Linked DNA regions of Homo sapiens: regions 2 and 3 are each linked to region 1. Evidence: chromatin loops called from intact Hi-C (ENCODE). Cell type or tissue: heart left ventricle. All regions are shown on one strand. Each heading gives the region's core, and the rest is flanking DNA. Links, peaks and the distances in the headings are about the cores only. Region 1 has its middle 12 kb from the start of CPMER. Region 2 overlaps MN1 (MN1 proto-oncogene, transcriptional regulator). Region 3 overlaps MN1 (MN1 proto-oncogene, transcriptional regulator).

Region 1 (10,222 bases), core at 2,850-7,849:
CCTGGCCAACATGGTGAAACCCCGTCTCTACTAAAAATACAAAAATCAGCCAGGCATGGTGGCGGGCACCTGTAATCCCAGCTACTTGGGAGGCTGAGGCAGGAGAATTGCTTGAACCCAGGAGGCGGAGATTGCAGTGAACTGAGATCGCGCCACTGCACTCCAGCCTGGCGACAGAGGGAGACTCCATCTCAATAAAAAAAAGAAACAACCTCAGTTGGATTCACTCACAAGAACGTCTCTGTATCCATTAGATTTTGCTATGCAACAAACTATATCAAAACTTGCTGGCTTAAAACAAGAAACATATTTAGCTCACAATTCTGCTGATCTGCAGTTGGGCTGAGCTCAGTATGGCTGTTCTTCTGGTCATGACTGGGCTCACTCCTATATCTGCAGTCAGCTACCAGGTGGGTCAAGGCTGGCCTCAACTAGGACAGCTTGGCTCTCATCCTCCATCATGTTACCCCAGGCTTATTTTCATGGCAGATGCAGGTTTTGAGAAGGAATAGAAACTGAAAATTTCCTTTAGGCCCTACTTGGTAGCACAATGCCATTTCTGCCACACTCTACTGGCTAACACAAGTCCAGTGCTATGGACTAAATTGCTTCCCTCCAAAATTCATATATGATGCCCTAACCTCCAATGTGACTATATCTGGAGACAAGGTCTTTAAGAGGTGATTAAGGGTAAACAGAGTCATAAGGGAGGGGCCCTAATCCAATCAGACTGTGGCCTTATAAGAAAATTAACAGAGAGATCTCTCCCTCTCTCTACCACATGAGGACACAGTAAGAAGGTGGCTGTCTGCAAACTAGGAAGAGATCCCTCACCAGCATCCAACCATGCTTGGCACGCTGATCTCAGACTTCCAGGCTCCAAAACTATGAGAAAATAAATTTCTGTTATTTAAGCCACCCAGTCTATGGTACTTTGTTCTGGCAGCCTGGGCTAATTAAGACATCCAGAGTCAAGACATGGGGAATAGATTCCATCTTTTGATGGAAGGAGCTGCAAAGCCACATCATAAAGGGGCATAGATAAGAGAAGGAGTGGGTAAAGAGAAATTGAGGACTTTTCCAATCAGTTTAACACCACAGAGCCTACAAAGTAGAATTTCTGTGCACCAGCTTTGAAATAACACAGTCATTGTGGCTCTGCCATTTTCTAGCCACTTGGTATTTGGTAAGTCACTCAACCTCCCTAAGCCTCTACGTATTCATCTGCCAAATGGGAATAAAAATAGTGTCTACCTCATAGGACCATCATGAGAACTAAAAGAGACAACATGTTTGAAGTGATTGCCACCCTGTAGGTGCTCAATAAATCTTTGCTCTTCATCATCAATACCACCTGCACAGACTAGTAACATGGAGGTTGAAAACTGGACCTGAGTTTAAATTCTAGCTCTGTCATTTGTCAGCTGTGTGACCTGGAGTAAGCCCCTTGACCCTCTGCACCTCTATTCCCGTATCTGCAAAATGGAGAAAATAATAAACACTACCTCCAGGGGCACTGTAGGATTCAGTATAATAATTTCTAAGAGAAGCTCAGCTCAGTAGCTGGCACAGCATTGAGTTCTTGGGAAATTGACATGATTATGATTATTGACATCTGTAAATAGGAATACCCATCTCAAGAGTGGCTCTGAGGAACAACAAGGGTAATGAACCACACAGCACCTTGGAAGCCAGGAAAGGCTTGCATTTATCAATATGGTTTTAGTTGTATGAGACAGAAACACAAATCCAGTTAGTTTAAGCAAAACAGGAGTTGTTCTTAGCTCTTGTTACCAAAAATTCTGTGAGAAGGACAGGTGTGAGACAGGCTCCCAGGATGCCAACCTCATCTAGACATTGCCTTTGACTTCATCTGCCTCTCTTTTTACTGGTCACTTTCTTTTTTCCTTATCTTCACAGAGTGGGGGACACAGCCACAGACAGCTCAGGACTCATCTTCATGGAGGAAAAGGGGCTGCCTTCATCCAGCCCAAGGGCAAAAATCCCAGAGAAGAGCTCCGATTGGCCCACTAAGAGTCACATGACCATCTTTAGCCCAGTCACAGCAGTCAGAGAGTGGGATAGTATGATTGGCAGCCCCCAGCAGAAGCACTTATTGAGAAGAGGAAGAACAGATGCCTGGAAGGAAAGGACGGTTGTGGGATTGGTGGGGGTATATTCTGTGTAGATGAAACAAAAAGGCCTGCTTTTGATGCAGAACAGGTGAGCCCCAAAATTTGGGCTTAGCCTGGGAGGGTTCTTCCCTTTGCCTAGGAAAGAATTCAAGCACAAGCCAGTGGTGGTAAACAGCAGCTTTAATTGAAGTGTCAGTGTGCAGCAGCAGAGGTACTGCTCTTTGCAAAGCAGGGCTACCCCATAGGCAGTGTGCCCAGAGTAGCAGCTCAGAGACAGTCCTACAGTCATATTTATACCCACTTCTCATTACATGCAAATTAAGGAGCAGTTTATGCAGAAATTTCTAGGAAAAGGATGGTAACTTCTGAGTCGTTGGGTTGTTGTCATGGAAAGGGGCATAACTTCTAGGTGTTGCCATGGCAATGGTAAACTGAGATGGCACACTGGTGGGTGAGGGGAGTCTTGTGGAAAGCTGCTTCCATCCTGGCCCTGTTTTAGCTAGTCTTCAATTTGGTCCAGTGTCTGAGCCCCACCTCTGGAGTTGAGTTCTGCCTCCTACTTCAGTTTGGCTCTGTTCCATTCCCTCCAAATCTGCTTTCCCCATTTGACAGTAGAAACCCTTAAGGCTCAGCCAGGTCAAGAGACTCAGGTCACACGAAGTAGGAAAATGTAAAAATAACTTCTAAACTTCACTCTTGACACTATGTGATGCTGTGCCATTTGGAAGGGTCCCTTTTGCCTACGCAGCCCTGCTCTGCACGTCACCCAGCCTGGCCCAATTTCCCTGCATCTTGGTCTCTGTCCATGTGTCCTTGGCACACATATGGAATGAGCTATGGCATTCAGTTGCTCCCTCCCGGACCAGTTGCCACAGCCCGGTACTGCAGGCCCATTCAGCTGAGTCTTGGAGTTGTCAAACATCTCAGAAGCAGTCACCTACATATTTCAGGTCCAGCCAATGCAGCCTGCCTTTGTCCAGCACCATTTGCTGCATATTTCAAGAGAAATTAGATCCACATGACCAAATTCCTCCACACTCATCTCACTCAGGCCAGGGTTTGGCATGAAAGGGCTGTGGGCTGTGGAAAGGTTTCCCTCCCTCCTGCTTGGGACCAGAGCACAGCTACTGATGCGAAGGGGATGACAAGCCCCCAGCCGAAAGTGCAACCAGAGCCTTCAAAGGCTTAGCCCATAGGGTCAGAGCAGGACAAGGGCCTAGGAAGAGAGAAACCTGACATCTCAGCACCCTGGGCACAGGGGAAGGCTAGGGTACAGCCCTTCCCAGCTGCTGGCTGGAAACAGGATGCATGGAGTCCAGAGCTCAGTGCTCAGAAGTCAGGCCAGGCCAACCTGGCACCCCAGCCCCACTCTGCCACTCTGTAGCCAGGTGGCCATAGGCAAGCCTCAGTTTCCTCATGTGAAAAATGGGGATTAAAGTGGTGTCAATCCCACGGGAAAGTGGTCTCATAATGACATTGAGGTGAAGAATGCAAAAGTAAATGTCAGTTGGTACTATTATTATATTGTTACCACCATCATCATCACCTTCATCAGCACCATCACCATCATCATCATTAAAATCATCACCATCACCACCACCATTATCACCACCATCGTCATCACTATTTTCTTCACCATATGGTTACCATCATCATCACTATTACCATTATGCAAAACTTAGTGGTTAGGCCAGGTCTGATGACTTCATCACCACAACCACTGTCCTCCTGCAGATCACCATCATCTTTAGCCTGGAGTACTGATAGAATCCTGTAACTGCCTAGCTGCCTCTAGTGTCACTCCCTCCAAAACCCTTGCTTCTGCTCAAAGCCATTCCATCATCCATAGAGTAAAGCCCAGGCGCTTTCACGTGGCATCAGGGGACTTTCCCCTTGTGCCCCTTTCTGCCTTATCACTCACACCTACAGTCACATCAAGTGGTTCCCCTTTCTACAAAATGTGCCACGCTTCCCTATGTTTCCAGTACTATACACCAGCTGTTCCCGCCACACAGAATATTCTTCCCAGTTGCCTCTCAAGCTCCCAGTGACCTTTCAGGGTTCAGCTCAAATGGCTCCTCGACAAAACTCCACTCTATCCTAGCTGGACAGCATTGCCCGTAGAAGGCTCTGGACTTCTTTGTCAAAAAGGGAGACAAGCATGAGTTGGAGACAGGTGTAAAAGAGGTATCAGCACCAACAGGAGTCTTTCCCTGATGCCATGAGAGGAATTGGGAGGAAATAGCTGTCTCAATGGGGAATTCAAAATTATTTATCTCACGTCCCACTAAGGGGAATGCACCCAGCCCTTCAGGACGCACTGGCATGCATGATGTACCAGGGAGGGGCTCCACACAGAAGTCTACCTCCCCCACGATCCTCTCTGAGCAGAGCCAGCCCCACATTTGTAGGGGACGTGCCTGTTTTATGGCTGAAGTTATATAACTCATCCTTCTCTGAAGCAGACATTCTTAGTTCAAACCCTGACCCCACCCCTTCCCGTCTATTTGAAAGACTTAGTTTCCTTGGCTATACAATAGTTGGTTGTGCTCAAGGACCTCTGGGAACCCTTCCTGTCCTAAGCAGAGAGACAATAGCCTGTGAATCTGGCAGTCCTGTATTCCATCTGACAGATCCGTCCACCCTTAACGTGAGAATAGGAGTTACCCTGCAAGTGTGCTGGAAGTTCCAGCCCTCTGCTTGCTGTGAGCAGGCTCTGAGCCTCGGTGTCCCTAGCAGGGCAGATAATGGGCTTTCCTCTTGCACAGGACTCTTGTGAAGTCTGAATGGCTCTTTCTGAACATGGAGCCAGGCACAGGGGATGCCCCTGTAGCCCTAGTTGTGCATGACTCACGACTCTTATCCATTCCACAACAAGAGCCCAGCCCCAGTGGCCTCTGGCTGGGAGGGGGTTGGAGAGTGAGTTCAGGGAAGCTAGACGCCAGGAAGGGCCACACCCAGTGCCTATTGCTCTCCCCCAACCCCCCACACTCTTTTAAATCTGCAGCCTGCGTGACAGTGCATTTGGCTGGATCCTTAAAAAAATAATTTCAGAGAAAATGCAAATGACACAGGAAAACAAGTTGCAGATGGTGCGTGACTCCCACAAGAGCACCGCCCTGGCTCCTCCCGGGTCCTTCAGCAGCGCCCCTGTTGTCCACCCCCCACCAAGCTGACTTATGGTGTTCCTTAGGGTGGCCCAGGGGAGCCAGCCATGCGGGAAGGGCCCGGCCTCTTTCTTGAAAGGAAGAAAGGAGGGAGGGGGCGGAGCTGTCTACCACCTGCTGGCCGACCCTGCTTCAAGCCATCTCAGCTGCACACCTCCTGGGTGTCAGGCCCTGCCCTGGCGACACCACTAGGATTTGATCTGATCCCTCTGCCCCAGGAAGGAGGCAGATACCTTTAAACTTCAGTGCCTTAGGGAACTATGCTAAGGGAGGCTTGCCTGCTTCATTGATCCACCTCCTACCAGTCTTTCTTTTCTCCTTGTGCTCCAGTCACACTGGCCAACTTGTTGTTTCTTCACACACATCAAACTCTCCCTACCTCTAGGCCTTTGCACTTGGCTTCCTCTGCCTGGAAGGAGTTCTCAAATCCTTCCTCTTCCAAAGACCTTCTCTGATCACCCACTACATAGTAGTCCCACCCCATCATTCTTTATTAAAGCACACAGTTCGTGTCCTTCATAACTGTTTTTACAATTAATAACAATGTACTGGTTTGTGTTTCCTTGTCAATTGGTGGCAACAAGTCAGTGTATTCATCAGTGTTTCCCCAGGGTCTACCACGATGCCTAGAATATGAAGGTGCTCAAATATTTGTAGGAGGGAGAAATGAAATGTTCCTTGTTGGGTGCTTGAAAAAACAAAGAGGCATTTGAGCAGGGTTCTGAAGGATGTTTAGGAGTTCATAAGCAGGGGGGAAGGTAATGGAGGCAGATGAATAAAATGAATGAAATGGAGGCAGATGAATGAAAGAGCAGGGAAACTTGAGCATGCGGGCCTAAACATGAGGTTCAGGGCCCACAGGTGAGCTTCAAATGGCGTGGACTTAAGCCCAGCTCCCCCATTCACAATGATCCTGGGGTTGTAACTTCAGCTCCCTGAGCTCTGTTTCCTCATCTCTAAAACAATAGGGTTGGGTAAGGATTTGTAGAAAAGATACACGGGCTTGGCACACTACTGGACATATAGTCAGTGGGATAAACAAGGCAGCTGCTATTTTCATGCAGGGATTCAGCAGAGGGACTTCTAGGCCCCAGGCTAGGAGAGAGAGAGAAGGGAGGGAGGGAGGGTGGGAGAAAGAAGGAGACAGAGAGAGGAAGAGAGGGAAAGAGAGAAAGAGAGAGAGAGGTGGAGAGAAAGAAAGAAAGAAAGAGAAAAAGGGAGGGAGACAGAGAGAGAGAGAGAAAGAAAGAGAGAGAGAGAAAGAAAGAGAGAAAGAAAGAAGAAAAAGAAAAGAAAAAGAGAAAAGAAAAGAAAGAAAAACAGAAAAAGAGAAAGAAAGAAAAAAGAAAAAGAAGAAAGAAAGGAAGTAAGGAAGGAGAAAGAAAGAGAAAGAGAGAAAGAAAGAAAGAAAGAAAGAAAGAAAGAAAGAAAGAAAGAAAGAAAGAAAGAAAGAAAGAAAGAAAAGGAAAGGAAAGGAAAGGAAAGGAAAGGAAAGGAAAGGAAAGGAAAGGAAAGGAAAGGAAAGAAAAGAAACCTGAGACATCTAGGCCATCAGCAGGGCTGTGAGGAATTCCTTCAGCTTCATGCAGAGAGCCAAGTTCCAAGTCGAAATCGTGGCTGGGGGCCTGGGCCAAAGAACTGGGGGGATAGAATTTGGAGTCACATGACCCTTGAGCAATGCTTTGAGAGACTCTGGCTTAAACCTCCATCTTTGCCTTCACCTAGTCCTCAAGGTTCCAGGCTTTGGTAGTTTCTGCTGAAACTCTTTCAGCTGCCCTTTGCCCAGGCTGCAACCTCTTCCAGAAATGCCCTTTCTCCAGCTGTTGAAACTCCCAGCAAATTTGCAGCCATCTCCATGGCACTTCAGTCAGGCGCTAGCACTAATGCCCAACCCTCTGGCCACTTACAGGACAACCATAGTCCTGACGTTTGTCTCAGGGTCTGAAAGTTTCCAATCAGTGCACTTAGGCTAGGAATAGAGAATCCCATCCACCAAACTAGAAGTTCCTCAAGGAGTGGGATCAGGTTCGCCTTGCCCAGCACGCAGGAGGTGGTGGTCAGCTAATGTTTGTTGAATGAATAAATAAGCAAATGCTTGAACTGTAGAAGGCAGGGGAAATGAGCTTAACCCCACCTCTGCCTTCACCAATACCCCTTCCCCATGACGCAAATCTTATTTCCAATCCAATCAGGAGAAAACTGAGGTTCAGGGAGGTCCTAGTTTGGCCATCTCTGATCTCATCTGAGTCTGTCCCTTTCTGAGTCTGTTTCCCCATCTGTATGGGAAGTAGCACCCCTGGTGCAGGGCCAGCTTCATGAGTGTGTGACGGGGGCAGTCATAAGCCGGCTGTGTCTAAGACTAGGTGGGAGTGGTGACGTCCCCAGAAGGCCCCACTCTCCATGCACTTTTCCTTACCCTGAAGGCAGAAAGAGGCAATGATGTTCTAAGACACACAAAGGACCAATGTTTACTTAAAGGACTCATGTTTACTTCTGCAGGAAAAGAATGAAGGGAAGAGGAAGACAGAGCAACCCACAGTTCCTTCTTTCAGCCTTTCCTCACTCTTCAGTAAGCCAAAAGTAGAGAGTGTTAGTACAGTATGCATGTGGCAAGAAGTGAAATAAAAACAGTTGATTTGGTCAGGCTCAGTGGCTCACACCTGTAATCCCAGCACTTTGGGAGGTCAAGGCAGGAGGATCACTTGAGGCCAGGAGTTTGAGACTGGTCTGGGCAACATAGCAAGACACCCACCTGAACAAAAAATTTAAAAATTTAGCCCAGGTAGGGTAGCGTGTGCCCATAGTCGTAGCTACTCAGGAGGCTGAGGCAGGAGGATCTCTTGAGCCCAGGAGTTTAAGGCGGCAGTGAGCTAGGATAGCACCACTATACTCCAGCTGGGGTGACAGACCAAGGCAATGTCTCAAAATAACAATAACAATAATAATAGTAATAATAATAATAATAACAGTTGAGTTAGTTTTGAGCAGCGTTTCTGCCATTCTGGTAATAATGAAATGCCTGTGTGTGTGCAAGCTATAAATATGAATTTTGTCATTTCAGTGATTCCGCTTACAAGTTAAATGCTCTAATATTTGCGCTTAAAACAGGCATTGTATAATATAAAGATGAGTGGTAAAATTCATGCTAATAACTTATAAAAGTTTAATTTTTCTTTACTTAGAAGGATATTAAATAGCAAATAAAAAATGCCATGACAAGGCAAGAGAGAGAGACTACGGAAGAAAGGAAAAAGTCTTTATATTTTAGTACATTTCTTAATGCCATTTTTCTCTGCTTTTTGAACAAGGGGCCTGGAATTTTTTATTTGTTTTTCTTAGAGAAAAGGTCTCACTTTGTCGCCCAGACTGGAGTGATGTGGCACAATCATAGCTCACTGCAGCCTCCACTCCTGGCCTCAAGCCATCCTCTTGTCTCAACCTCCCAAGTAGCTGGGACTACAGGTGCACGCCGCCACGTGCAGCTAATTTTTCTATTCTATTATTTGTAGGGATGGAGTGTTGCTGTGTTGCCCAGGCTGGTCTTGAACACCTGCCCTTAAGCGATCCTCCTGCCTCAGCCTCTGAAAGTGACCCATGACAAATGTAATCCAAAAAGCCTGTGTTTTTATTTCGTACCAAGGCCTGCAAATGATGTGGCCAACCTGCCTTGAAATGGCAAGAAGCCCAGCCCAACCACATCTGAGCTCACAGCTCACAGCCCTTGATCCCCCACCCCCATGTGACACTGGCCTGGCCACCTCTCCACCTCCCCAGCACAAGAGGTCATCAGGCTCCAGGACGGAACAGTTGAGCGGTCGGGGAATCTCTCAACCTGGGATATGCCGCCTGCCTAGAAGACCTAATTCCAGAGTCTACATCCAGTGGGGTAAGTCAGAGGGTCTGGACAAGGGCCTGGGCCTCTGGGGTTTTTTAAGTGTCCCCATGTCCCCAGCCCCGAGTGATACAGATGCTTTCTGAAGGGGGAAATCCCTGCTCCAAGCTCCAGGGAGAAAAGCCACTTCATTCTGGAGCCTGAGCAGCTCTAGGTCCCTTCCACACCCATCAGAGAATTCAGTCCTTCTGGAAGGCCTTCAGTGGGAGCCATGGAGCCCATTATACAGCTGACAAAACTGAGGCCTCCAGAGCCACCTGGCTTGCCTAAGGCCACGCAAGGAGCAGAAAGTCCAGTGGAATTCCAACCCAGGATCTTCCGATACTCTGGAGTCACACAAAGCATTCTTCTAGCCCAGGGGGAGCCAGGCTCTGGGGATCACAGAACTCAGGCTGTGGGCACCCGCTGCAGGTCCCTTCACGCCCTGGCCTATTCCCTTATCTTCAAGTCGGCCATGTCAGGAGCCCTTCACCATCCCATCCCCATGCCCACCTTTAACTCAACACGGGGAAAAGATTCTAAGAAAACACAAGTGTTCTGGATGGATAGCACTGGTTCAGATCCTGGCTACTGACCCTGGGCAGATGCTCTCCTTCCACACTGGCTTCCTCATGTGTAGCAAGGCTTGATGCTTCCACAAACCCCCAGGCCCACGTAGACACAGGTGTAGACATTGCCCCACACTCCCCATCGTGAGCCCCATGGGACAGGGGCTTTGCTCCGTCTACCAGTGAATCAATCCCCCAAGCCTGAAACAGAATCTGGCACACAGCAGATGCTCAATAAATATTTGCTGAATGAATGAATGAATGAATGAATGATGGCAGTAAAAGTTCACACTCTATTATGTGCAATCCTAAAATCTAAACCAGCTCTCAAAACAGAGAGATCTTCTCAAACTCATATGCCTGAAGGTCTTTATTTATCCCAACCTAATGTGAATATTCCACTGAGTTCTCATATTGGATTTCAGCCTCCTGGGGATGTCACAGAGCACATACTCTACAGCCCTGGCTTGCTCACCTTTC
Region 2 (5,452 bases), core at 1-5,000, 49 kb after region 1:
TGGAGTGCAGTGGCACAATCTCAGCTCACTGCAACCTCTGCCTCCCGGGTTCAAGCAGTTCTCCTGCCTCAGCCTCCCGAATACTGAGGCACAGACACACGCCACCATGCCCAGCTAATTTTTGTATTTTTAGTAGAGACTGAGTTTCGCCATGTTGGACAGGCTGGTCTCAAACTCCTGAACTCAGGTGATCCACCTGCCTTGCCTCCCAAAGTGTTGGGATTACAGGCGTGAGCCACCGCGCCCGGCCTTGATCCTTTGATGTACATGAGTATCTCTCGCCACCCCCACGGTGCCCTCTCAGTGGTAGGGGCTCAGGGGCAGACACAGAGCAAACGGCCCCCTGGACAAACCTGCAGCTGCCAAATGCTTCACCTCCCGTGTGCCCAGATTCCCCCCAACTCTGCAGAGAAATGATCCCACTTTCCATTATTCTAATAATAATCCCTGAGGTCTAAAGAGCTCTCTGGGAGAATGCAAAACACGTCTGGGCAGATCGCTTCCTCTATACTTCACCGTCGTGAACGGGGATATTCCAGACAGGGCAACAGAGGCCTGGCCAGCAAGATAGATTCTAAGGCCACTGCCCAGTTAAAGGCAGAGCCATGAAGCAAATCTCCCTCCCCTCGCCCTGAAGACTTGAGGTCCACGCTCATCCCACCAACTGAAGAAGCTGGCATTTCCTCCCCACCAGAGGGAGCACAGAGAGGTGAAGCAACTTGCCCAGGGCCACACAGCCCCAGGTCGGAGGTCCACCCCACGGGTCAGACTAGGGCAGGGCCTCCTGCTTTCAGCTCCCACTGGGAACCCCCACCCTCCTGGCTATCCACGGAGGTGTTGATTATCACATGGGGTTTCTTCCCTCAGAGACTTCCTTGGTACCTACATTTTTTTCCTCCAATATTAGGAATAAATGATAATAATACCAATTAATGTGCACTGAAGTTTCCCAGGTGCAGGTCATTGCTGGTGAGTCTTTCTGCGCATGAACGGGTTTCGTGCCCGCAGAACCCCAGGGGGTTGACACTGCCATCATCCTCATTTCACAGATGAGGAAACTGAGGCTTAGACATAGCAACAGTCGTGACAATTCCATAAGGGCCCTGTGTGCCAGGGGCAGCTCTGCCAGGTACCAACCTAAGCCACTGGCAGACTAGACCCCCTGTCACCCTGACAATACCCAGGCCAGCTATACCCCCTCCTGAGCCCCCCATATCACAGACCATCCAGCTTGCATAGCCCCTGGGCAACTCCACAGGTGATGGGGAGCCGGTAGGTGGGAGGCCCCAGTTCTGTGCTCTTGTTCCTGCTTCCAGGGGCTGGTGATGTCTCATGCTGAGGAGCAGTCAGACCCAGTGGGCAGAAAGAATGGGGGATACATCAGGCTTTGCCATATGTCGGCTGTGCTCTCAGGCAGGTCCCTTCTTTCTCTGTACCTCGCCCTCCTCATCTATAAAATGGGTCCACAGCGGTAGCTGCTTCACAGCGGCTGGAGGGTGCTGTGGGTGACATGGCACATGCTCCACCCTCCAACCTGGCCCCCCGCCCTTTCGATGGCTACAGAATGATGGAAGGAATCCAAACACTGTATGTGAGTCAGGCTTCTTCTCTGACCAGACTCCAGAGGGTGGGAGTGGCCAGGGGTTCTTGGTACGCAGGAATCGAGGGTTCAGAACTGGGAAAGATGGGCCTCGCGTCCACTCCAACCTATTAGCAGCTGGGGAACTCAGCACATCACCACCCCTTCGAGGCCTCGTTTTCCCCATCTGTAAATGGGGCTATCTCCTGGGATGCTGACGAGGTTATAGCAGTGCATACCGCCGTGGCCCAGCCTGCCCTGTGTGACCACATGCATATGAGTGGCATCTTGCTCCTGGTCCGGAACACACCCACAGGTGCTCAGGACGTGCTGATGGAACCAAAACTCCCGCTTCACACTCTCCTAGGTGATGCTGCTATGACTGCCCTGTCCCACCCCAGATGTGATTTGTAGCTTAAAATCCTGAAAAAGGAGTCCAGGTGCCAGAGTCCCCTCCGACTCTAATGAAGAGAGGGGAAAGAAGTGCCCAGTATCCTTGAACCCAGAGGCAGGGCCTGGGCCCCAAAGGGTTAAGCTCAGCTCCGCTCTCTCCCCGAATGGAATGGCACCGACAGCAGCTGAGGCTGCCCCTCTGCTCCCTGCCGCCTGAAGCCTGACCCCTGACATTTCTACTCCCAGCCGCACTTGCATTTAAAAAAGGGAAGGAAAAAAAATCTAACCATCCACACAGACAAACAAGTTGGGCAGAAGGGAGGGGGAGCCACAAGGAAGCAGTGGGGGCTGCAAATTTCCTTTAGCGGAGTTCAGTTCACCCAAAAAAAATTTTTTAAGACCTAGAAGGGAGGCAGAAGGGGAGATGGGAGAATTCAAAGGTGGCAGACAAGTCCTCCGGAATCACCGGGCACCACTAAATTTTCTGATTAATTAACCCTGAAAGGGGCCTCTCTCCCGGCTCTTCCTGGGGGAGGCTCTGGCTAGAAGAGTTTGCAGTGGGGCAGGCTCTCTTGGGGGATTCACTTAGAGGTCCCAGGGGGAGCTCAATCCCGTCTCGAGGACGCGCTGTAGTTAAAGCCAAGGCTGATAAGGAATTTATCAAATGAGATTTACACAGGGAAACCCTAATTAAGAGGTTAGTCTCCAGTTTAATTGCCTTCAAACCTAGGCAGGCAGGCCCAGGCAGATGGATTTTCAGTCTGACCTCATTAAAAAATAATAATAATCAAATAGAATACAGAGCACAATCCAAAGTCTACCACAGGGCTAAGAAGGGCGGAGGCTGGGGGGTGGCTCTGAAAGGGCGGGCCTGGCCTGACCTAGAATCTGCCGGTCACCTCGGCTTGGCTGTTTTTCCCCCACCCTCTCCCTCTTTCTCCTCTCTTGAAATTCAGTGGTTCTGGCCTCCCCACTTTTTGAGGTTTTTTTTTTCCTCCCCTAGCCCCATCTCGCCTTGAAGCTGGCATGCTGGAATATAAATTGGAAGCATACATGCCCCCCCTCACCCGCCCCAACTCGGGCGGACGCCACATACCAGACAAAACGACTGCAGGCCTGGTCATCTGGGGTTAAGAATGGTTTTTGTTTTTGGCAAAGAATGTGGAAGAGCCCAAAGGAACTGGCCAGGACGATTGTTCCAGAAATGAAAGGGAGAGAAGAAAAAGGAGAGGAGGGGGAGCCGGTGGGGGAGAGGGAGACAGAGCAAACACCTGGGGAACCAAAGCCTGAGAGATTTTTCTGTCCCCCAGGAACTGGCATGCAAAAAGTTTTTGCCTTGGTCTTTAAAACGCAAGGGAGGGCATGGGTATTCCCCACTCTCTACAAATAGGATTTTGCTCCCTACAATCCCTTTACCGCCCCACCTTTATTTGATTAAACCCTAAATGAACACTTGAGGCAGACAATCACAAGAGATTTCTTCCGAAAGCAAAATCGAGATGAAACCTCCGGTCAAATGGGTTTGCTCACCATAGCGTGGATTTGGAGAGAGACGCAAGCAAGAAGAAAAGTTCTGGCTGGGTGCAGCATCTCACGCCTGTAATCCTAGCACTTTGGGAGGCTGAGGAGGGAGGATCGTTTGAGACCAGGAGTTCAAGAGCAGCCTGGGCAACACAGCAAGACCCCATCTCTATGAAAACATAAAACATTAGCCAGGTGTGGTGGCACACACCTGTAGTCCTAGATACCCTGGAGGCTGAGGTGGGAGGATCGCGTGAGCCCAGGAGTTGGAGGCTGCAGTGAGCTATGATGGTGCCCCTGCACTCCAGCCTAAGTGACAGAGCTAGACCTTGTTTCTAAAAAAAAAAAAAAAGAGAGAGAGAAAAAAAAAATAAAAGTCCAGCCCAGCACTGTGGCTCATGCCTGTAATCCCAGCACTTTGGAAGGCCAAGGTGGGCAGATCACTTGAGGTCAGGAGTTCAAGACCAGCCTGGCCAACATGGTGAAACCGTGTCTCTACTAAAAATACACACACACACACACACAAAATATTAGCTGGGCGTGGTGGCGCATGCCTGTAATGCTAGCTACCAGGGAGGCTGAGGCAAGAGAACCGCTTGAACCCAGAAGGCGGAGGATGCAATGAGCCGAGATCACGCCACTGCACTCCAGCCTGGGCCACACAAGTGAGACTGCATCTCCAAAAAAAAAAAAGAAAGAAAGAAAAGAAAAATTCTACAGGGTACATCATTTTTATCCTGAGTCAGTGACCCAGGCTGATGACAAAGCAGTGGGAACAGCTACCAGGGATTCCTACCCACCAGGCACAGCTTTTAAGGGCTACACATGGTTTGTCTGGTAACTGCCCGTGGAGAACCCGTCACCATATATATGCAGAGTAGAAGGTGTGATTAATGCGCTCTTAAATATTATTAGCATTGTTGCCGTGATTTTGAGGAGTTTCCCAACACTAACGAGGGACTGATTTTTCCAGCCCTACACAAACAGGGAATCTAAGAAGTGGGTATATGGGGCCAGGGTATTTAAAACTCTAAGGAGTTCCAGAAAATGCACAATTTTTGTCTCAGATTCATTTTCTCACTGGTTGGCGTTGTAACACATCTAGCCGTTGAGGGAATTTCTGCCAGCTGCCGCGGCCACTTTCTCTTTCCTGAACGGCACCCAAGACCACCCTCCTAAATTCCGCAGGCAAATCTCTCACTGCCCACTGGAGAATGAGCCATCCCACAGGGGGACGCCCACTCCTCTCCACTTCATGCAACGTGTCATCCCCCTCCCCTCACAGGTTCCCGATGCTTCCTGTGCAGGAGGAGAAGCATCTGTATTTATGCCAAGGCTTAGTGACGTCTGCAATGTGCCAGACGCTGGGCGGAGTGCTTTTCATTATCTGTCTTAATCCTCGCCACGACCCCGTTTAACCCAAAAGACAGATGAGGAAACTGAGGCCCGGGGCAGTAAGGAGATCAGTCCAGTGGAAGGCCACAGGCCTGGCTTCCTGCACTGTCCTCCTCCCCGAGGTCTGGGACGTAAAATCTGACTCCAATGCCTAGCCATCAGGTGACTAATGGAGGAAATGTGAGCATCCTCGTGTAGCCCACCACAGTCAGGTGGGCCCTGATGTCTGTAACAAGCCTCACTCGGGTAGGACAGTGGCTGAAGCCCAGACCACAGCGGCCCAGGCAAATGCAACCTACGAAAGCAGAAGCTGGCTAAGACCAGTGTTCTCAAGGATAAGGGAGGAAGAAATGAGGTGGGCGGGGCTGGGACAAGGAATTCCCATACAGGGGCATCCCTTCCTTCCCTACCCACCCCTGCAGAGATGGGGGTGAAGATCCCTGACCCCGAACCAGCCCCATCTGGGTCCATCCCGGTCCCTCTGCAGGAAATCCTCATCACCCCTCCTACACCTCAGGGGCCAAAGGCAGCAGGGTGCCAGGGTGACCATGATGAATGCTGTCT
Region 3 (10,222 bases), core at 383-5,382, 55 kb after region 1:
GGGACTCAGTTTTCTCATCTGTAAAATGGGGCTTGGCATGATGGGTGTTTAATAACTGTAGCTTGTTAGGATTCCTTTGCCACTCAGGGAGTTGGGCAGGAATGCAAAAGAAAAGCTGCCAGAAAGTGAACGCCAGGCCTGGGTCACCCAGGGGCCCAGGCCTCCACACCTCCTCGGGCTGGCCCCAGCTGGGCCTGTGCCTTCCTGTCGGGGTGACCTCTGCAAGGCCTGGAGAACAATGCCTGGGGGAAGGAGGAAACAGAGTCTCCCTGGACCAGGACATAAATTGTGGCCTGCCCAGCTCAGGGAGCCACTGACATGCCCCATGCCCTCCCACCTGTGGTAGGCTGAACCCTTACCTTAGGACCCCAGCACCCTGTCCTAGGGGACAGCCTAACTTGCCCTAACCTATGGCCCAGGGGCTCCAAACCAGAAGGAAAGTTTCTGCCATCTCAGAAAGGGCCAGAACATAGGGAAGGGAAACAGACATTTTCTCAGACACCTTGGGCTCAGATGAAGCACCGTTCAATGCACATCTACTATGTGCCGTCAGATCCCAGCCTGTCTGTGCTCCACACCCTCCCCTGGCTCCCGGCCACACTTTAGAATGGACTCCAAACTGCTAATCTGACCGTGCCTACAAGCCCCGAGCAGTCGGGCCCCTGCCTGCCTGAACTGTCTCTCCCCTCTCACCAGCAATGCCTTTTTCCTAAAATAGGCCCACTCCCCGTCCTGCCTTAGGACCTGCCCTCACTGTCCCCTTGCCCAACCCACTTCCTGCAGAGCTTGATACAGCTGGCTCCAGGGTGCCGGAGCCCATTGTTAAATATTCAGGAATTTTGCAATCCGGCTGACAGCTGACATCACTTTGGTGGCTTGAAATTAGGAGTATTTACACCACGGGAATCAGCAGATGCTGCATATCAGAGCATTTATTTTTCTCTCCCCCTACCCCAGAGAGCCAGGTGTTTAAAAGTAGAATCACCAGAACACTAGTGGCTGGCTCCTCGTCATCACTCAGGGATTCTACTTCACTGTCACTGCCTCTCAGAGACCTTCCTGGTGGCCCAGACTAGGAACTCTCACGCACATCCCCTCTTCTAATTCTCTGCGTTCTTCTTTGTTGTCTGTCATTCTGGCCCCTCCCCTAGAATGTAAACTCCATGAAGGCAGGGCATTTGTCTTTCTCCCCACTGCATCCCACCACTTAGAACAGCATCGCCATGTGGTTAAGTGCTTGGGAGTGTTTGTTGAATGAATAAATATGCCAGCCCTCTTGAATATAGACTATACTGCCTAGAAAGTTTTGAGTATTTTTTTTTTCTTTGAGACAAGGTCTCACTTTGTTGCCCAGGCAGGAGTGCAGTGGCGTGATCACAACTGACTGCAGCCTCAACCTCCCAAGCTCAGATGATCCTCCCACCTCAGCCTCCCAGGTAGCTGGGACTACAGGTGTGCGCCACCATGGCCAGCTAATTTTTTGTGTTTTTTGTAGAGACAGGGTCTCACTTGTTGCCCAGGCTGGTCTCGAACTCCTGGGCTCAAGTGATCCAGCAGCCTTGGCCTCCCAAAGTGCTGGGATTACAAGCATGAGCTACCATGCCCAGCCCTGAGTATTATTTTGAACCTAACCTCAATCACTCACTGTAGTTCAGAGTTTCTCAATCTTAGCGCTATTCACATTTGGGCCTGGAAAGGAGAGTAGTGAGGCCTGTCCTGTGCATTGTAGGACATTGAACAGCATCCCTGGCCTCCACCCATCAGGGACCCATAGCATTCTTCCTCCCTGCAGCCACGACAACCAAAGATCTCTCTAGACATTGCCAAGTATGCCCTGGGGGGGGCAATATTGCCCCAGGGTGAAGAGCATTCCCACTACCCTGTGGGAAGGGTGTTACTCTTCCCAGTTTGTAGCCAGGGACACTGAGGCCCAGAGAGGAACTGGACATGTCCAAGAGTCCCACATGGGAACAGAATAGCTACCTTCTGGCTGACACCAAAGCCCATGCTCTCACCAACCTGTCCAGATGCTCAGGCCCCACAGCAACCCTCTGAGAGGGTCCCAAGAATTATACCTATGTAACAGGTGAGGAAACTGAGGCTCAGAGAGGTGAATCACCTGCCCAGAGTCACACAGCACACGAGTGGCAGAGCCAGGATTCGATCCCAGGCTTGTCTGCCTCCTAAACCCTCCCACTATCTCCTGGGGCAGGGACGCTCATTCACTCTCAAGCTCTCTCTCTCTCTCTCTCTTGCTCTTGCTATCTCTGTTCAGCCCGAGCCTGCCAGGTTCCTGAGGCCCCACCTGAGTTGCCAGACGCAGGGGTTTAATTTTTCTATTGCTGGCTCCCAGACTGTTTATGGTTGACTCGGGCTCCTGGCAAAATGATCAGGGGCCGCGGACCAGCTCATCTCATGGATTCCCTCCACAAGAAGGCTGACCATTACTCACACATATCAGGGAACTATTCCTTGGGGGGCACAGGGAGAGCTGTCGGGTGGTAAAAAATACCTTGGCGCTACCATCCCACTGCTAGGAACACGTGCCCGATGGTGGCAGGCTGTGACCAGACCACAGGGTCTGAATGCCCCGAACAAGGAGAAGGTCTGCACATATAATCCTCCCCTCCCTTCCCCGGCCCCACACCGGCCCAATAGTGAGGCCTGAAATTGCTGACGCAGGGGCAGTGGGTCCCAGCCCGGCCCCGCCCTATGACATTGTGACATTTACTGAGCAAGTCCCCAGTGCCAGGCCCGGGGCTAAGTGCCTGAAGTACAGCCTGGCATCGTTTCCCCTCCAGCCGGCACCACTTGCAAGCCAATCTGTGCCTTTCATTTCTTCATCCCTAAGATGGGACAAACAATAGCGACAATGCCACCATGCACTTCCTAGGTTCACTGATGCCCTATATACGAACCACCTGGTATATAGTCAGTGCTCAGTAAAATCTGGTGCTGGCATATAGTACTTTCTCTGTGTTAAGCAGGCTTCTGAGTATCAACTCATATATATATTAACTTGCTGAATCCTTCTAGCCCCATGAGGCGGGAACTATTATTATTCTCTTTCACCGATGAGGAAATGAAGGAACAGAAAGATTAAGTAACCTGCCCAAGGACACACAGCCAGGAACTGGAATTGCTGGGGTTTGAACCCAGGTAGTCTGGCTTCAAAGCCTGTGCCCTTAGTCACATAATTATAATGCTAGCTAAAACATACTATTTGGTCCTCACAATATTTCTGTGAGGTACACACTTTTTTTTTCCTCTTGTCAATTTTATCTATGAGGAAAGAAAGCTGGGAGCAGTGAAGTGGCTTGTCTGAGATCACCCAGCTCGGAAGAATCAAAACGCCAGGGCTGAAACCCACAGCAACCATCTGACAGGCTATGGTGCTACTGCGGCTTCCCCAAGGTCAAGAATTCTCTCCTGCACGATGTCCACCTCCACAAGAGGAAGGGAACAAGGGTTGCCATCACCAACCACCAACCAGGGGATGTACGTCGTGCTGCTTTTTTTTTTTTTTTTCTTGAGACAGAGTCTTGCTCTGTTGCCCAGGCTGGAGTGCAGTGGTGTGATCTTGGCTCACTGCAACCTCCACCTCCAGAGTTCAAGCAATTCTCCTGCCTCAGCCTCCTGAGTAGCTGGGATTACAGACACCCACCACACCCCACTCATTTTTGTATTTTTAGTAGAGATGGGATTTTACCATGTTGGCCATGCTGGTCTCGAACTCCTGACCTCAGGTGATCCACTTGCCTCAGCTTCCCAAAGTGCTGGGATTACAGGCCTGAGACACCGTGCCCGGCCCTGTCATGGTGCTTTTTAAAAAGGCTTGGAAACCTCTAGTTTAAGACCCAGTTCTGGTCTGCACGAGGCTTAGCCAGATAAAATCAAATCCTAGCTCTCAGGTGAGGGCATTAAGGGGCAGGAAGGGAAGCCCAAGGCCAAAGGTCAACTATAGTCCTGTCCTGGCTCTGCGCCTGTGCTGTGTGACCTTGGCCAAGTTGCCTGCCCTCTCTGGGCTTTCGTTATCTCAACTGGAAAATGTTGTAGGGGAGGGGCACAAAAAACAGGAGAAGGTCTTTCCCATTCTAGAATTCTACCTAAACTTTCACATCAGTGCCATATTGATAGTGAAAAACCACAAGCTTGTGTTTTAGATGTTCACCTACTACAATGTCACAGGGTCTATCACTGTCAAGTCTGGACGTCTAAGCTGCCAAGGCGAGTCCGAATATCTCCACGTACACACACCCAGGCAGGGAAAACTGGGTCAGCAGACACTGGCCCATGGCGGCCAGTGCAACAAGCTCTCAAAGACTTTCCACGATGATGCCGCCGCAGGCTCCTGCTGGTCTGCCTGAAGTCAGCCTTCTAAGAAGTTCTGAATTTCCATTCCTCCCAAAATGGCCACAGAGGCCTTGGCAGAGAGCCGGCCCCTGAGAACTGCCCCTCAGAGGGTACTCGGGAGCTGGAAGCAGCCCCTTTCCCAGAAGTCGTATAAAGGGGAGCAGGACTGGGGACCCTGGATCTCCCCTGCAGTCATACAGAAGCCAGGAGCAGGGGATGCACCTAGGGGATCACAGGCACTCCCAGGGAGCAGGGAACTGAGCCTCCTCCCAGGCCAGGCCAGGCCTGAGTGCACACGGCTCAGATTTCAGGACCAGTTTCTCTGTTTGTTGAAACCGCCAAACACCCCCATATCCACCCAAAATGTGGGCAAACCCAGCCTTTCTCTCTATTTCAGCCTCAATGTGGATGGACTGTCAAAAAACACAACCGCCATTACCATCCGCTACACAATCTAATGTCAAAAATCTCAGACGCAGAGGAGGGAAGGTAGGGGCCTGCTGAGAACTAGGACACCAGTTTTTGCAGGCTTAAAAACAGATCAATTTTACTCTAAAGTTTAAAATGAAACATGCTCTTGTTTGGGGAAAGAATTTCATTAGGGGGAAAATATAATATAAAAATACCCATTTAGAAAGAATGTGCTATTAATTCTTAGCACTCTATGCAGAGGGGAAAATTGCATTTTTATCTAAATGGTTTTTCTGCATAAGCCATTTACAATATTCTTTGCCTGTCTGTAATAGGCCCTGCTACCATTAGTACTGGGACAACCAGGCTGAGGGCTGAAATCGCCCTCAAACACATTTAATACATAACCTCTGAAAATCTATTCCAACAGGGACCTTAGCGAACAGGCCGGCATTCCTTTTTTTAAGGAAGAAATAAATACTGCTGGGTTGTGGGTCGGGGGGAGTTGGGGAGTGGTGTGCTGATGCCGAAGGAAGGGACAAGATGGTTTAAGTTAAAAACAAATGGTATGAGTCCCTTTAGCCAGATGTAAAATTGCAATCGTTTTTTGGTTGGACGATTGCAACTATTTGATCGCCGGCATCTATATAGATGTGCGTGCTGGCATCCGCCACACACACACACACACACACACACACACACACACACACACGGGTTTCCATCAAACAAGCAAACAAGGAAAGGATGAAATTTGGGATATGAAAACAAACTATTTTTAAACGCTAAAGCAAACACACCAAGATAGTAATACTGCTATTTTCCCATTAAACCAAGTTTGTCTCAATTTGAAAAGCGAGAATAATCTAAACAATACTTCCAAACAAACTGCTCGGAGTCTGGGTGTTGTGGCCTCCGCCGTTCCTAACAACGGAAAAACCCCCTCTGTCGAGAAGCAAAAACACAGGCAGGGATGGGGCCGGCCGCTTCTCCACGTCCGGCCACGTCGCACCAAAGGAGTCCTCCCCCACATCTTACGCCTGGACGCCAAGACGTCTCAAACTTAAAAATGCAATACTTTTTCTTTTTTCCAAAAAGTTTTTTTAAAGTCTTCCAGCTCTTTCTCTCTTCGATTCCCAAAATAACTACTTACTTAATACCAAATGTTGGGGAACTAAATTAGTTCATTAAGGAAATGCAGGGGCCGTGATGGGCACCGAGCGTGGGGGCTCTTGCAACTTCGCTGCCATAAGCCAGAACGCCTCTGGCTGCTCTCTTCCGGCTTTACCTAGCCCATAAATTCTTCCTTTAAAACCAGGAGTCTAGAAATGTCATAATTATAGCTGATACAGGTAACAGGTGTGCCCCCCCCCCATGGCCCCTCCCAGCCCCACCACGGCCATCCAGACAAGCCTCTGGAAGATTTAGTGGTCTTGCCTGGGGTGTCGTAATTACCGGAAACGACTCCAGTTTTAAGGGTTAGATAAAGACCCTCTCCAAATTTAAGGCCAGACACCAATGTCCATTAGACTTTAACGGGCCCACATAAAAAAAGAAATTGTATCCTCATCTCTCCAAATGCCTGTTTCCTCAGCGCCTTCAGTTCATTTCAGGCTGGCTCAGCGCCGCAAAGACTCCGTCTGGCCCTCACTCTGCAAAGGCAAGGCCTTGGTGGGAACCGACGAGATGAGCGAGGAATTAAGCAAATGGTGGGGGGTGCCGAAAACACCATTTCTCAAAAACTGTTATGGCCGAACCCTGGCATTTTGATGGTTGTTTTTTGAGTGGAATTTTAGCCCATCTTCTGAAGGCAGAGAGACAGGAAGGCTGTGGGGAGCCCAGAGAGGAAGAGGGGGGCCCCCCAAAGAAGCCAGGCTGAAGTGCTCGCACCATCAAAATGACACATGCTCCCCTTTACAGACTCAGTGTTAGGAAAGGCCAAAGCTGAGGGCTGTTTTGCTTTGTTATTCCTTTTCTCAGCTTCCGAGACTTATGCATACTTTTTCTTCCTTCTTTGGAAGTCAAACGATGCATTTCTTAAAAGTTAAACACACACACACACACACACACACATCCTCCTACCACCACCACCACCATGTGTCAAGGAAGCAGCATAAAAGGTACTGCAAAGAGGTTGAAGATTCCCAACTGTCCACCCATGTGCAGAGACCTCTGGCCCACACGAGTGCTCAACTCCCAGTCAATTAAGAATTAATGCTGGGAAACTCTCAGGGTCGGAGAACCAAGGCACCAGAAGGAAGCCCGTGTTCTTTGGCCGTCTCCAAGGTTCTGGGAGGCTGGGTTTGCTCAACGACTGGGCTTTTTCTCCCTCCTCCTGGACGAGTGATGGTGAAAGGCGCCACTCGCCTCCTCTTCCTGTCCTGAGGAGGTGGTGGGAACCTAGACTACTGGTGGCCATTATTCTATGCCAGGCAATCCGGGCCCATTAATGCCCGTGCGCACACACACACACACACACACACTTCTAATCCCAGCAAAATGCTTCACAGGCGCTGAGCACAAAATAAATGCTTATTAACTAAACTGACCCAAAATAGTGAAATGTACAAGTAAATTAATCATGCCTTTCCCGGAGGCCTAACAGGATTACAAATTCGGCAAAAATTGACCGCATGGAGATCAATACGCGTCTACTTCAAACTGAACGAGGCCAAAACTTTGCATGAGCTTCTTCTTGGGGGAGAAAATTATTTATTCATTTCTTATTAAGACTTCTCAGGCCTGTGTGGTATGTGTGCACGTGCACGTGCGTGTGTGCACGCAAGCAAAGCCCGGCAAAAGGCATTCAAAGCTTTCTGCCCAGACAATTTAGAAATAGTCATGGCATAAGGATCGTGAAATTGCTCCTGTTCTAAAAAGCCAAATTTTGATCTGCAGCCTCCCTTCCTTCAAATACTAAACAATCGCCAAAAGTTACATTGCAGGGGATGAAAATGGCCAATTTGTTTTTAGTCAATTAGGTCTCACTGCAAAAGCATTAAGGGCTTCTGAAGGCTGGACCTGGGGTCTCCTGGAAGGGAGGAAAGAAGAGACTCTTAATTTCTCCAGCTCCTTTCCACACTTGGCTTATCTCAAGTCAGGGAAATCTTCCTCTTGCTGGATTTGTCACTTACTTTGGTCCCCTTTTTGCCTACCATTCAGAGAAAGGAAAAATATATATATTGTGTGGGAGGGCATCATGGGGCACACTTGCATTTCAAGGCATTGGGACCTGCCTACAAGGTCTGTGAAAGCCAAGATCATCCCTGAGGGTCTTGCTAGGAGGGAAGCCTTAGTGGCCACCTTACAGGATCACCAGGGGAAAGGTCACTCCCTTTTCCCACCCCCATCATCCCTCTTTTATGGAAGGATCTGGGCCTCAAGGGACCAGCTCCTCTGCAGGAATTGGCCACAGGCACGTCTGGGTCCTGACCTACCCAGGGCCCATCTGGGTCTTCATCCCCTTGAGCCTGCCTCGGCCACTAACTCAACAGAAACGGGTCCTGACTGCTAACAGACCCACAATGCGGTCATCCAGTCTCAGGCTGGGTCCTCCGGATCTACCTCCCCCATGCATGTGCAGCGATGTGGGAGCCCCGAGCCCCACAGGGAAAGCTTGGGCAAGAACCTTCTGTCCTTTGTGACGGCCGACACCAGCCGCCAAGTAATTCATACACCCTCAGCCTAGCCCAGGTGATGTTGTTATAAATGAATTCCACATTTATAAATTATTTTCCACTCGCGAACCCCAAGAGTCAGTAAACGACACTTCAACTCATGTTGACGCATTTCTCCCTGCCCCATCCGTCCCTCTGCCATGCCCCTATCCTGAGAAAATACGCCGCACCCCAATTTCCATCTAGTCTTCCTCACTGGAGGTGCTTCTCTCTCTGCCTTCTGATTTATTTGGAAATGAGGACCTACAGTGTCCACATCAGGATCGGGGCCCTAAAACTTGCAAGGACGCTTTCAAACAGCACACAGGGACCAGGAAGAACCCACTAACTTCTCAGCAAATTCTCAACCAACCCCTGCTTTCTCTGGAAGACTGAGCTTTGGGGATTTCAAAGCAGGCTAGGTTTTCTGCCGACTTCCCCACCCCTTCTCTGATCATAAGATGGTCCCTCAGAAGTATTTTACTCCTGGTGGTCGCTGCCAATCACTCAACAATGCTTGTGTTCCAAGATCCAAGGGCGTCTGAAAACACTGCTTCACAGTAACTGAAAAGGGTCATATCTTTTTTTTTTTTTTTGACATCTCATCCTTCCCTGAATGACTGGATGAGCAAGAAGTTATGTGTGTGTGTGTGCACGCGTGTGTGTGTGCACGCACGTGTGTACGCATGTGCGCATGCGTGGAGGGGTTCACTTATTAACTGTCATCTCACGTTCCAGGAGTTCCCAAATAGGACCAAGAAAACCAGACCAGGCACACTGGGGCCCTCAACTTTGACGCAGAGAGATTTCTCCTAGTCATACCACGCAAAACGAGTGGCATCAGAAAGACCCCCCCAGACGGTGTCACTCCAGGGAAATTTTTGTCCCAAGTGTTGAGATCAAACAAAACCATCATGCCCAAAACTCTTTAAATTCTTCTCAGCACTGAGAAGAAAAAAACTACTTTTAAATCCTCACAATTGAATGCATCAACGGGCCACTTAGTTCTCATGAGTCAGGCTGCTCGAAGAGCGAGCAGGAAAAACAAAGCTGCAAGGGTGCCTCAGCACCAAAGTTAGTCCACGTTTCCTCCAAAGACATGACCATGGCCATATACTTCTGAGTAACTATGCAGATTGTTTTTGAGACATGCAGGATAAAAACAAGACCTGGTTCTCTTGTGGGTATCTTTGAAGTCCCCAACTTTCCAAAGATCTTCTATAGCAATGGGTCCCAAATACGCCTCCGCCAAGGGGTCTCCCTGTTTCCCTAAACTATTTCCCAACACACCTTGCATCTCCCAAACCAAATACCAGCATAGGTAAGTCAAACTGTAGCCCAAGAAACCGAGATAGACAGAAGGAGCAAAATCCTAGGAGCAAACATTTTGGGGGAGTCCAAGATTTTCCACAGAGAGATCAAAGATGGGAATAAGATGGAAGCTTCTGGGCACATAGTTGATCCTATAAACTCCAGGGGAAGTAGGGCAAGGTGAGTTCGCTGGACTCAGAGCTTTCAAGATGAGAACACGAAAACGTGATTTCCCTCAACAATGTGAGTTTATATGGGGATGTTTATTGGGGAATTTTTTCTCCCTTTTTGGACAAGTCCATTCCATGGAAGATGTTCCTTCTGGGACATTCACAGAGAGCCAGCATGTTATTACAAATGCTCTAAGACCTCCAAACTGCTAGATTCAGTTGCCTTATGTTTAAAGGGCATTTGGGTCCCTACGATGATGCGTAAATCGTGAAAAGATACGCATGCAATCACTATAAAGTTCTCTCTGCTCCGGCTTCTCAAGG

Evidence for each region. Hi-C counts contacts between places; a loop is a spot of excess contacts. Peaks named below come from ENCODE experiments on the same cell type or tissue, not always from the same donor. Only the 100,000 strongest peaks of a DNase experiment are listed, where the experiment ranks them.
Region 2: it touches region 1 in a loop (3-fold over the local background); 10 of 110 quality-filtered maps call a loop at or near these places.
Region 3: it touches region 1 in a loop (3-fold over the local background); 14 of 110 quality-filtered maps call a loop at or near these places.

The regions. Positions count from the first base shown.
Region 1 is chr22:27,721,841-27,732,062 of GRCh38, forward strand. No RefSeq gene overlaps it. Among named protein-coding and RNA genes, the nearest start is that of CPMER, 12 kb to the left of the region's middle. In heart left ventricle, for the core only: no CTCF peak of the experiment used is centred there; DNase peaks (open chromatin) are centred at 4,971 and 5,339; H3K27ac peaks cover 2,757 bases.
Region 2 is chr22:27,773,704-27,779,155 of GRCh38, forward strand. The region is part of intron 1 of MN1 (MN1 proto-oncogene, transcriptional regulator); the gene reads right to left. Among named protein-coding and RNA genes, the nearest start is that of MN1, 25 kb to the right of the region's middle. In heart left ventricle, for the core only: no CTCF peak of the experiment used is centred there; a DNase peak (open chromatin) is centred at 2,826; H3K4me3 peaks cover 1,495 bases; H3K27ac peaks cover 1,979 bases.
Region 3 is chr22:27,779,622-27,789,843 of GRCh38, forward strand. All of the region lies in intron 1 of MN1 (MN1 proto-oncogene, transcriptional regulator), which reads right to left. Among named protein-coding and RNA genes, the nearest start is that of MN1, 17 kb to the right of the region's middle. RefSeq lists enhancers at 308-934, 5,776-6,303. In heart left ventricle, for the core only: no CTCF peak of the experiment used is centred there; DNase peaks (open chromatin) are centred at 616 and 2,730; H3K4me3 peaks cover 726 bases; H3K27ac peaks cover 2,505 bases.